2 separate regions of the Homo sapiens genome follow, and region 2 is linked to region 1. A link is an interaction called in ENCODE POLR2A ChIA-PET data of the cell type or tissue named here. Cell type or tissue: OCI-LY7. All regions are shown on one strand. Region 1 holds the start of SPNS3 (SPNS lysolipid transporter 3, sphingosine-1-phosphate (putative)). Region 2 overlaps ANKFY1 (ankyrin repeat and FYVE domain containing 1).

Region 1 (5,000 bases):
TTTAAATTGGTTTGTCATTTTATGCTTTAACTTTTTGTTTAGATATAATTTATAACTTATAGAAAGTTTATCATATAGCGTAAAGAAACTCTTATAATCTTTACCCAGATTCATCTATTATTAATATTTGCCCCATTTGTTTTCTTACTATACATATCTAATATTTTTTCCTGAACCGTTTGAGAATGAGTGGCATAAATCATGGCCCTGTACCTCTAGATACTTCAGATAAGGATATTTACTTATTTACTTACATAACCATAGTTCACAGATGCTGATATGCTATTTCTTCCTGATCCAGTTTTATCAGTTGATCCAGTACAGGAGCGAGGTTGGGATCCTGTACTGCTCTTAATTGTCTTATTGTCTTGTCTCTCTTTTTTTTTTTTTTTTTTTTGAGACGGAGTCTTGTTCTGTCACCCAGGCTAGAGTGCAGTGGCACGATCTTGGCTCACTGCAACCTCTGCCTCCCGGGTTCACATGATTCTCCTGCCTCAGCCTCCTGAGTAGCTGGGACTACAGGTGCACACCACCACACCCAGCTACTTTTTTGTGTATTTTTAGTAGAGACAGGGTTTCACTATGTTGGCCAGACTGGTCTCGAACTCCTGACCTCGTGATCCGCCCGCCTGGGCCTCCCAAAGTGCTGGGATTACAGGCATGAGCCACCGCGCCTGGCCTATCTTGTCTCTTTGTTGCTTTTAATCCAAAACAGTCCCTCAGAATATTTTTTTTTTTTCGAGACAGAGTTTTGCTCTTGTTGCCCAGGCTGGAGTGTAATGGCGTGATCTTGGCTCACCACAACCTGTGCCTCCCGGGTTCAAGCAATTCTCCTGCCTCAGCCTCCCGAGTAGCTGAGATTACAGGCACCTGCCACCATGCCTAGTTAGTTTTGTATTTTTAGTAGAGACGGGGTTTCTCCACATTGGTCAGGCTGATCTTGAACTCCCGACCTCAGGTGATCCACCTGCCTCGGCCTCCCAAAGTGCTGGGATAACAAGCGTGAGCCACCACGCCTAGCTCCCTCAGTCTTTCTTAGTCTTTCATGACTCTGACATTTTTCAATATACAGTCCCTTTAAAGAAATAGTGTTTCTCAATTTGGGCTTGTCTGATGTTTTTTCATTTTAAAAATTAAAAAAAAAATTTTTTTTTTTGAGTTGGGGTCTTGCTTTGTCACCCAGCCTGGAGTGCAGTGGCACGAACATGGCTCACTGCAGCCTCGACTTCCCAGGCTAAGGCGATCCTTCCTACCTCAGCCTCCCAAGTAGCTGGGACTGTGGACGCACACCACTACACCCGGCTATTTTTTTTTAAAATTTTTTATTTTTTTGGTATTTTTGTAGCAATGGGGTTTCACCATGTTGCCCAGGCTGGTCACAAACTTCTGGGCTTGGATGATCCTCCTGTCTTGGCCTCCCAGTGTTAGGATTACAGGTGCGAGCCACCGCGTCTGGCTGATGTCTTCTCATGATGAGATTCCGGTTGTGCCTTCCTGGCTGGAATGCCACATAGATGATGCTGTGACCTGCGAAGACCTTCACATCTGGAGGCACACGACACCCTCCTGCCTCTCACAGGTGATTTATTTTAACCCCTTGGTCAAGATGTCTGATTCCTCTACTGTATAGTTACTCTTTTTCCTTTTGTTACTAATAAGCAATCTATCAAGAGATGCTTCGTGACCGTGCTGACACCCTCCCCCCTCACTGAAGTCTTCCCCCCAGATTTAGCCCCCACTGATGAGTTTTGCACACAGGCTGTCTTCTTGTAGGCAGCCCCCTCTGCTACCTTTGTTTTTCCGGGAAGGACCTTAGATCCTGGGTAGGTGCTCATCCTGCCTGGCAGTCGAGTGCAATGCTGCTGTCCTGGCCAATGCCCAGCCTTCCTCATTTGCCCCGGCTTCAAGGCATTGGTTCACAGTCCCGTACGGGCAGCTAGACCATCTCACAGCAAGCAGCACTCTGGGAGGCTCATCTCATTTCCTGCCCTGGAAGCTTCCCTTCCTCACTGCAGCCACTGAAGCTGCAGGCTAGATCAAGGGGACCACAGAGTTGTCCAGTCCCCAGGGTGGGGGTGCCAGGAGCCCTTGTCCTCCGTAGCAGGTCTCAGAGGCTGACGATGGGGAAATCGCACTGGTGAAGCTGCCGTGGGGTCAGGAGGAACCTGCGATAAGACGCCCAACAGTTAGGGCAGGTGCTTTGAGGTTTGGAGCCTGGGACCCCACAGGAAGTGACTTCGTGCTGAGCTAATGTTGCTTCATCCTGGCGCCAGTCTCAGGCCAAGAGCTGCAGGCTGGCATGGCTGGGGGGATGTCAGCGGAGTGCCCTGAGCCTGGGCCAGGAGGTCTGCAGGGCCAGTCCCCAGGGCCAGGCAGGCAGTGTCCCCCTCCCATCACGCCCACCTCCTGGAGCCTGCCCCCGTGGAGGGCCTACGTGGCTGCCGCCGTCCTCTGCTACATCAACCTCCTGAATTACATGAACTGGTTCATCATTGCAGGTGAGGAGGGGATGGCTACCCTGGGCAGTACCTGCTGCTGTGCCCACCAGCCAGGGGCTGCAGATCCATGGTGGCCTTCCAGCCATCACCCATCTTTCTGCTCCTGGGCCCATCTCTGGTGTTCTCACCTCTAGAGGTGGTTTTCAGCTGTGCTCGAATCGGGGAGGACCAACTGATGTTCCCAATCCAGCCTCAACTAAGAAGGGACACAGGCTGGGCATGGTGGCTCCCGCTTGTAATTCCAGCACTTTGGGAGGCTGAGGCAGGAAGATTGCTTGAGCCCAGGAGTTTGAGACCAACCTGGACAACATAGTGAGACTCTGTCTCTATTTATTTATTTTTTTTTTTGAGACAGAGTCTCGCTCTGTCGCCCAGGCTGGAGTGTAGTGGCGCAATCTCAGCTCACTGCAACCTCTGTCTCCCAGGTTCAAGTGATTCTCCTGCCTCAGCCTCCCGAGTAGCTGGGATTACAGGCGTGCACCACCACATCCGGCTAATTTTTGTATTTTGAGTAGAGGAGGAGTAGGGACGGGGTTTTACCATGCTAGTCAGGCTGGTCTCGAACTCCTGACCTCAGGTGATCCACCCGCCTCGGCCTCCCAAAGTGCTGGGATTACAGGCATGAGCCACCGTGCCCGGCCTTTTTTTTTTTTCTTGAGACAGAGTCTCAATCTGTTGCCCAGGCTGGAGTGCAGTGGCGCGATCTCGGCTCACTGCAACTTCTGCCTCCCAGGTTCAAGCGATTCCTATCTCAGCCTCCCGAGTAGCTGGGACTACAGGCGCATACCACCATGCCAGGCTAGTTTTTGTATTTTTAGTAGAGACGGGGTTTTGCCGTGTATGCCAGGCTGTCTCGAACTCCAGACCTCAGGTGATCCGCCTGCCTCGGCCTCCCAAAGTGTTGGGATTATAGGCATGAGCCCCTGCGCCCAGCCGAAACTCTGTCTCTATTTAAAAAATTAAAAATATTTTAGGGCTGGGTGCGGTGGCTCAGGCCTGTAATCCCAGCACTGTGGGAGGCCAAGGTGGGCGGATCACTTGAAGTGAGGACTTTGTGACCAGCCTGGGCAACATGGTGAAACCCCGTCTCTACTAAAACTACAAAAATTAGCCGAGCATGGTAGCGGGCACCTGTAATCTCAGCTACTGGGGAGGCTGAGGCAGAGAATTGCTTGAACCTGGGAGGTGGATGTTGCAGTGAGCCGAGATCCCACCATTGAGCCAAGATCCCACCATTGCACTCCAGTCTGGGCGACAGAGCAAGGCTCTGTCTCAAAAAAAAAAAAATAAAAAATAAAAAATAAATAAATAAATAAATATTTTTTAAAAATTAAGGGAGGGCACAGTGGGGGTGGGGCCAGAGACATAATGAGGGGTGGGTGGGTGAGGACAGCAGGCAGGACTTCCAGGCAGAGGCCCCCAGGTTCTAGGTGGAGGACAGGGTAGCCTGGGCCAGACAAGAATAGCTCCTGCTGGCTGTGTTTCTAGGACAACAGGCTGCTCGCAAACCTCACACGTCCTGCCTTCCTTCTTGCAGGCTTCAGGGCTCAACCTGCTCTGTCTTCTGTCACTCATTCACTAACTCACTCACTCATTCATTCATTCAAGACTGATCAGGGGCCAGGCGTGGTGGCTCACGCCTGTAATCCCAGCTACTCGGGAGGCTGAGGCAGGACAGTCGCTTGAACCCGGGAGGCGGAGGTTGCGGTGAGCTGAGATCGTGCCACTGCACTCCAGCCTGGGCGACAGAGCGAGACTCCGTCTCAAACAAAGACAACAACAATAACAACAGCTGATTGAGGCTCCACTTGCTCTTCTCTTCTTGTCATTCATTCATTCAAGACCGGCTGAGCACTAACTGTGGGCAGGACCCCCTGCTGGCTGCTGTGGACCCAGGGAGGAAATCGGACTTGGAGTTCCTGAACTCAGGAATGACCATCTCATGGGGCAGAGATAGAGGCTGGTTGATGGCAGTCCTGCGAGGCGGAGAGGTGCGGCCAGACAAGGGGGAGGCACAGGCCGGGCTGGGAGCTCAGGAGGGTGCCTGCAGCTGCCAGGCATCTCTGAGACCTGGGCATCGATCTGTCAGTTACCAGCTCAGCATGCCAGAGAGTGGCTATGGAATCATGAAACTCTAGGGGCTGCAGAGCCATCCCCAGACCTGGTCATCGTCTTTGAGGAGCTCAGAGGTCAGGAGCTTCTCCTCACATGAGGTCAGGAGTTCGAGACCAGCCTGGGTAACATAGAAAAACCTTGTCTCTACAAAAAATTTAAAAAATTAGCCAGGGACAGTGATGTCTTCAGCCTCTCGGGAGGCTGAAGCAGGAGGATTGCTTGAGGCTGAAGCAGGAGGATTGCTTGAGGCTGAAGCGGGAGGATTGCTTGAGGCTGCGGTGAGCCCTCTAGCCTGAGTGACAGAGCAAGATCTTATCTAAACCCCTAAAGACAAAAAGCCAAAACAAAGCAAAACAAAACACATGAAACAAAAAACCCCAAAGGGGT
Region 2 (5,000 bases), 230 kb before region 1:
ATGGCAAAACCCTGTCTCCACCAAAATACAAAAATCAGCCAAGTGGGGTGGCGTGTGCCTGTAGTCTCACCTACTCAGGAGGCTGAGGTGAGAGGATCACCTGTGCTCAGGAGGTAGAGGCTGCAGTGAGCCAAGATCATACCACTGCGCTCCAGCCTGGGTGACAGAGTGAGATGCTGACACAATTAAAAACAAACAAACAACACACAAAAAAAACCTCGAAGACTTCAGTTACCCAGGATAGAAATGTTTTCCCCAAATGCCTCTGGTTTTAGTAGTGACACTACTACTACACATCGATGTCTGTGACTTTAATGAAAATAAGACTGAATAATGCCAAACTAAAGAACATGAACTCCCCGTATGCCAATTACATGCTACTGTAAGATATCTTCTGAGAACAGTGCTAAGGGCACAGTGTCTGCTCCCCAGCTTACCTCCCCTTGCTGTCCTGCATGTTGGGGTTGGCACCAGCCTGCAGAAGGGCCTCTGCAATCTGCGCCATCTCAGACATCACATCTGCTGAGTGTTTCTTTGAACTGTACAAGGCCACAAGGTGCAGTGGTGTCTCCTGGGCACCCAGTGTAGCAGCGTTGACAAAGGCCCCATTCTTAATGAGGAAAGTGGCAGCAAAGAGATCTCCTTGAAAAGAAATAATAGAAGAAACAGTGTCAGGGCAAAGTATTCTGGCCAGTGCTTCTTCAAGAGGGAGCAGAAAATGACTGCAGACAAAGGAGAGCGATAACTAGATGTGTCTGAAGGAACCTCTTGGGGCATCTGTAAGTGGAAACTCATTGAGATCATGGAGTTACAGACGAATTCAAAAGGCTCTGCTCAATTTTTGGTTACCTGTTACCACTTGTCCTGCCTCCTCACCTCAGTATCCTTTCACTGTTTAAGAATACTAGGCTGGGCCAGGCGCAGTGGCTCATGCCTGTCGTCCCAACACTTTGGGAGGCCGAGGTGGGCGGATCACCTGGGGTCGGGAGTTGGAGACCAGCCTGACCAACAGGGAAAAACCCCGTCTCTACTACAAATACAAAACTAGCCGGGCGTGGTGGTGCACGCCTGTAATCCCAGCTACTTGGGAGGCTGAGGCACGAGATTCGCTTGAACCCAGGGGGTGGAGGTTGCGGTGAGCTGAGACCACATCATTGCACTCCAGCCTGGGGATTAAGAGCAAAACTCCGTCTTAAAAAAAAAAAAAAGAACACTAGGCTTCTACTCTTCAAAGGCCTCCTTCGGTCATCTCTCAGAAGGGTTTCCAGGATCCCTCCCTACACAATTTCTCTCTCTCTTTCTCTTTCTTTCTTATTTCCTGACCACAGCTTGTACCTAACTAAGCAACACCTACCCCCATTCTGCTGTACTTGCATTCACGTTCCTACTCAGAGTAATCCCATGTCTGTTTTATTATTATAAAATTTATTTTCTTTTTAGATTTTTTTTTTTTTCAGACAGAGCCTTGCTCTGTCACCCAGGCTGGAGTGCCGTGGTGCAATCTCAGCTCACTGCAACTTCCGCCTCCGAAATTCAAGCAATTCTCATGTCTCAGCCTCCCAAGCAGCTGGGACTATAGGCATGTGCCACCACACCTGGCTAATTTTTTGTATTTTAGTAGGGACGGGGTTTCACCATGATGTACAGGCTGGTCTCAAACTCCTGAGCTCAGGAAAACCACCTGCCTCGGCCTCCCAAAATGCTGGGATTACAGATGTGAGCCACCGTGCCCGGCCTCTTTTTAGTTTTGTAATCTCATTATATACACATAACTGACTTAATAAGAAGTTTACAATGAAATATTTGAACAGAGTATCTGTACACATTACTATTTACAAAAATTTCACATGGTAAATAACCTTGTTGTGGAAACAAAATTTCTTTCTAAATCCCTTCCATTGACTTACCTCTTGGAGTATTACAGATAAGAGTCTACCTAGGACAATTTACAGATATCAAATTAAGACTGAATAACATCCCAGGTCTTTGGAAGGCCGAGGTGGGAGGATCACTTGAGCCCAAGAGTTCAAGACCAGCCTGGCAACATGGGGAGACCCCATCTCTACAAAAAAAAACTTAGCAAGGAGCGGTGACAACAGCTGTGGTTCCAGCTACTCAGGAGGATGAGGTGGGAGGATCGCTTGAGCCCCAGAGTTCGAGACTGCAGTGGGCTATGACTGTGCCACTGCACTCTAGCCTGGGTGACAGAGAGAGATCCTGACTCAACAAAGGCTGAGTAACTTACAGAAAAACCATTCTTCTTCTTATTTTTTGAGACAGAGTCTCACCCCCGCCACCCAGGCTGGTGCACTGGCACGATCACGGCTCATTGCAGACTCAACTTCTTGGCTCAGAGGATTCTCCTAACTCAGTCTCCTGAATAGCTGAGACTACAGGCACGCATGCCACCATGCCTGGCTTATTTTTTATATTTTTAGTAGAGATGGGGTTTCACCATGTTGCCCAGGCTGGTCTCCAACCCCTGGGCTGAAGGGATCCACCTGTCTCAGCCTCCCAAAGTGCTGGGATTACAGGCATAAGCCACTGTGTCTGGCCAAAATTCATTAATTTTAATAGTTTCATTTACCATCTTTGACTATTTATGCTCTGTAGGAGTGAAAAAAACTACCTTGACATGTTGACAAAAGGCCAAGAATTAAGATGAAAATGTTAATGGTACACATTTGTGAAAATACTTTGTCAGACACTAGTAAAGAGAAATTGACTCTAGATTGGTTCTACAAATACATGGTTAAACTCGGAACTAAGCAATCTGACAAGTGGCCATTTAGTGTTAAAAAATACTTCTGAAAAACCAGTTAAAGTTTACTTGTCAAGTTAACTTGGAGGATGACAAGGATTAAGCAATTAAATTTGTTGTAAGATTAAAAGTTCAGTCTTTCTTGGATTTAGTTATATTTAACATTTAAAACACGCAAACACCATGTATATATAAAATGTATGTTTCTTAAGAAAACAAGGCAAGAATAGCAAAGCATCATAACACACAGAACAGAAACCTGTTACAAAGGCTTGGGGCATCACGCCTTGCTGGGTGAAAGCAATTGCTCTCAGTAGCCTCCAGGTGGCATCAATGAGCTCATATCGGGAAAGTTGGGTTTTGGGGATTTTTTTTTTGTTTTTGAGACAGGGTCTCACTCTGTCACCCAGGCTGAAGTGCAGTGTCATCATCACGGCTCACTGCAGCCTCAACTTCCAGGGCTCAGTTGATCCTCCCAGCTCAGCCTCCTGAGTAGCTGGGACTACAGGTGCACGCCAACATACCCGGCTAATTTTTTTGTGTTTTTGGTAGAGGTGGGTTTTGCTACCATTGCCCAAGCTGGTCTTGAACTCCTGGGCTCAAGCAATCCGCCCACCTCAGCCTCCCAAAGTGTTGGGATTACAGGCGTGAGCCACGGCACCTGGCCTGGAAAGTCTTTCAAGGGTTCAGTTAAACATCTTCCAAATAAAAATCATTTGCAACTTGCAACTTGAAGTCCCCATGTGTGACTCTGATGGGTGATAGCAAGTTAACCCAAGAGCTGGGATTCAGAGGTACTTTCTGCAGATTCCGTCTCCATTTCACCAAGGTCTACAGGATGAATTTCTTGCAAATCACATCCTTCTTCAGCTGGATGATCCCCAGCATGCAGAACAACGTCCTAGAGTTTGATTTGCTGGTCCCATGAGAGTTGACTATACTCCTTAAATGTGTGGGTGACCTTGCGATGAATGCTAGATTGTTGAAGCTGCCTTGGAACTTCTTTAATTTATGGATCTTTCCATAGGATGTGCTTTTGTCTTTGCATCAGGATGCTTCGGTTCCTAATTGTTAGAATTGTGAGTGCAGACTCCTTTGAATCACAACTCGAGACGATGATTTTCTCTCTCTTCCAAAGTTTTCCTTTCATATCTTACGATATCATTTCATCTCCTTCGACTACATATCTACAGTCTGAATATCTAGAATGGGGTTTCAGGAGTGGTAAAGCTCTCTCAGGTCTGTTGCCTGTATTCCTGTGCCCATTTTCATTTGAATATACAGGTTTCATCTGGTTCTCAGTAGGTATGAAATTAGAAAATCATTTGCTTTTGTTTTGGTTTTTGGTTTTTGAGACAGGGTCTCACTCTGTTGGTCAAGCTGGAGTGCAGTGGTACCATCATGGCTCACTGCAACCTCAGCCTCCCAGCCTCAAGAAATCCTCCTGCCTCAGCCTCCCAAGTAGCTAGGGGTACAGGCGCATGCCACCCTGCCTGGCTCATTTGAAAATATTTTTGTAGAGGTGAGGTCTCACTATGTTGCCCAGGCTGGACTCAAACTCCTGGCCTCAAGTGATCCTCCCACCTTGGCCACCCAAAGTGCTGGTATGACAGGCGTGAGCCACTGCGCCCAGGCCGATTGTCTCTTTTTCAACACTTCCCATCTGCTCTATGCTTTCTTCCAAGAGACCATCTTGCTAGAGAATGTGGGCTCTGGCACTGGGGCAGACAAGAGGCCTCAGATGCTGACTCGCTCCTCAGATGCTAGATTGGCCTGTGTCTGATTTTTTTTTTTTTTTTTTTTTTTTGTATTCACACTGTCTTATACAAAACAGAACCTGGGAAATGTTTGAGAAGAAAATGGATTTGACTGGTTAGGGCTATTGGGTTCTACTTTATCAGAAAGGCTCTTATTTGAATGAATCATGACTTCAGGTAACTTAACAATTTTCCAGTAAGTCCCTTCTCTTGAAATATTTTCATTCTTCTGCTCCCGTTTTGGGTGGGGTAAGGGGTGCAGAAGGTTGCAATCTTTCCCAGTATCAAAGCTTAGATTTCTTCACAGTACAGAGGCAGTAAAGCACTGCAGGCAGCAGGTAACATGCATATAGGGGGTTAGGCTAGGTCAGGCTTTTGCTATCCATTTATACATATACGCAGAGGGTCCTACTCTGTAGCATGAACAAACTCCACACGGATTTGGTATAGGAAAAAATATGTAAAGACAACAATATATTAGC

Evidence for each region. Peaks named below come from ENCODE experiments on the same cell type or tissue, not always from the same donor. Only the 100,000 strongest peaks of a DNase experiment are listed, where the experiment ranks them.
Region 2: POLR2A ChIA-PET joins it to region 1 with 5 read pairs; 2 of 35 experiments call an interaction of 5 or more read pairs at or near these places.

The regions. Positions count from the first base shown.
Region 1 is chr17:4,431,669-4,436,668 of GRCh38, forward strand. SPNS3 (SPNS lysolipid transporter 3, sphingosine-1-phosphate (putative)) reads left to right here and starts at 2,272. Exons shown (of 12, transcript NM_182538.5): 1 at 2,272-2,498. The coding sequence starts at 2,300. RefSeq lists an enhancer at 2,334-2,988. In OCI-LY7, no CTCF peak of the experiment used is centred here; DNase peaks (open chromatin) are centred at 2,223 and 4,013; H3K4me3 peaks cover 2,371 bases; H3K27ac peaks cover 3,081 bases.
Region 2 is chr17:4,196,936-4,201,935 of GRCh38, forward strand. ANKFY1 (ankyrin repeat and FYVE domain containing 1) reads right to left here. Exons shown (of 25, transcript NM_001330063.2): 8 at 438-642. It also overlaps the pseudogene LOC100420060. Among named protein-coding and RNA genes, the nearest start is that of CYB5D2, 56 kb to the left of the region's middle. In OCI-LY7, CTCF peaks have their summits at 3,079 (motif pointing right) and 3,283; a DNase peak (open chromatin) is centred at 3,076.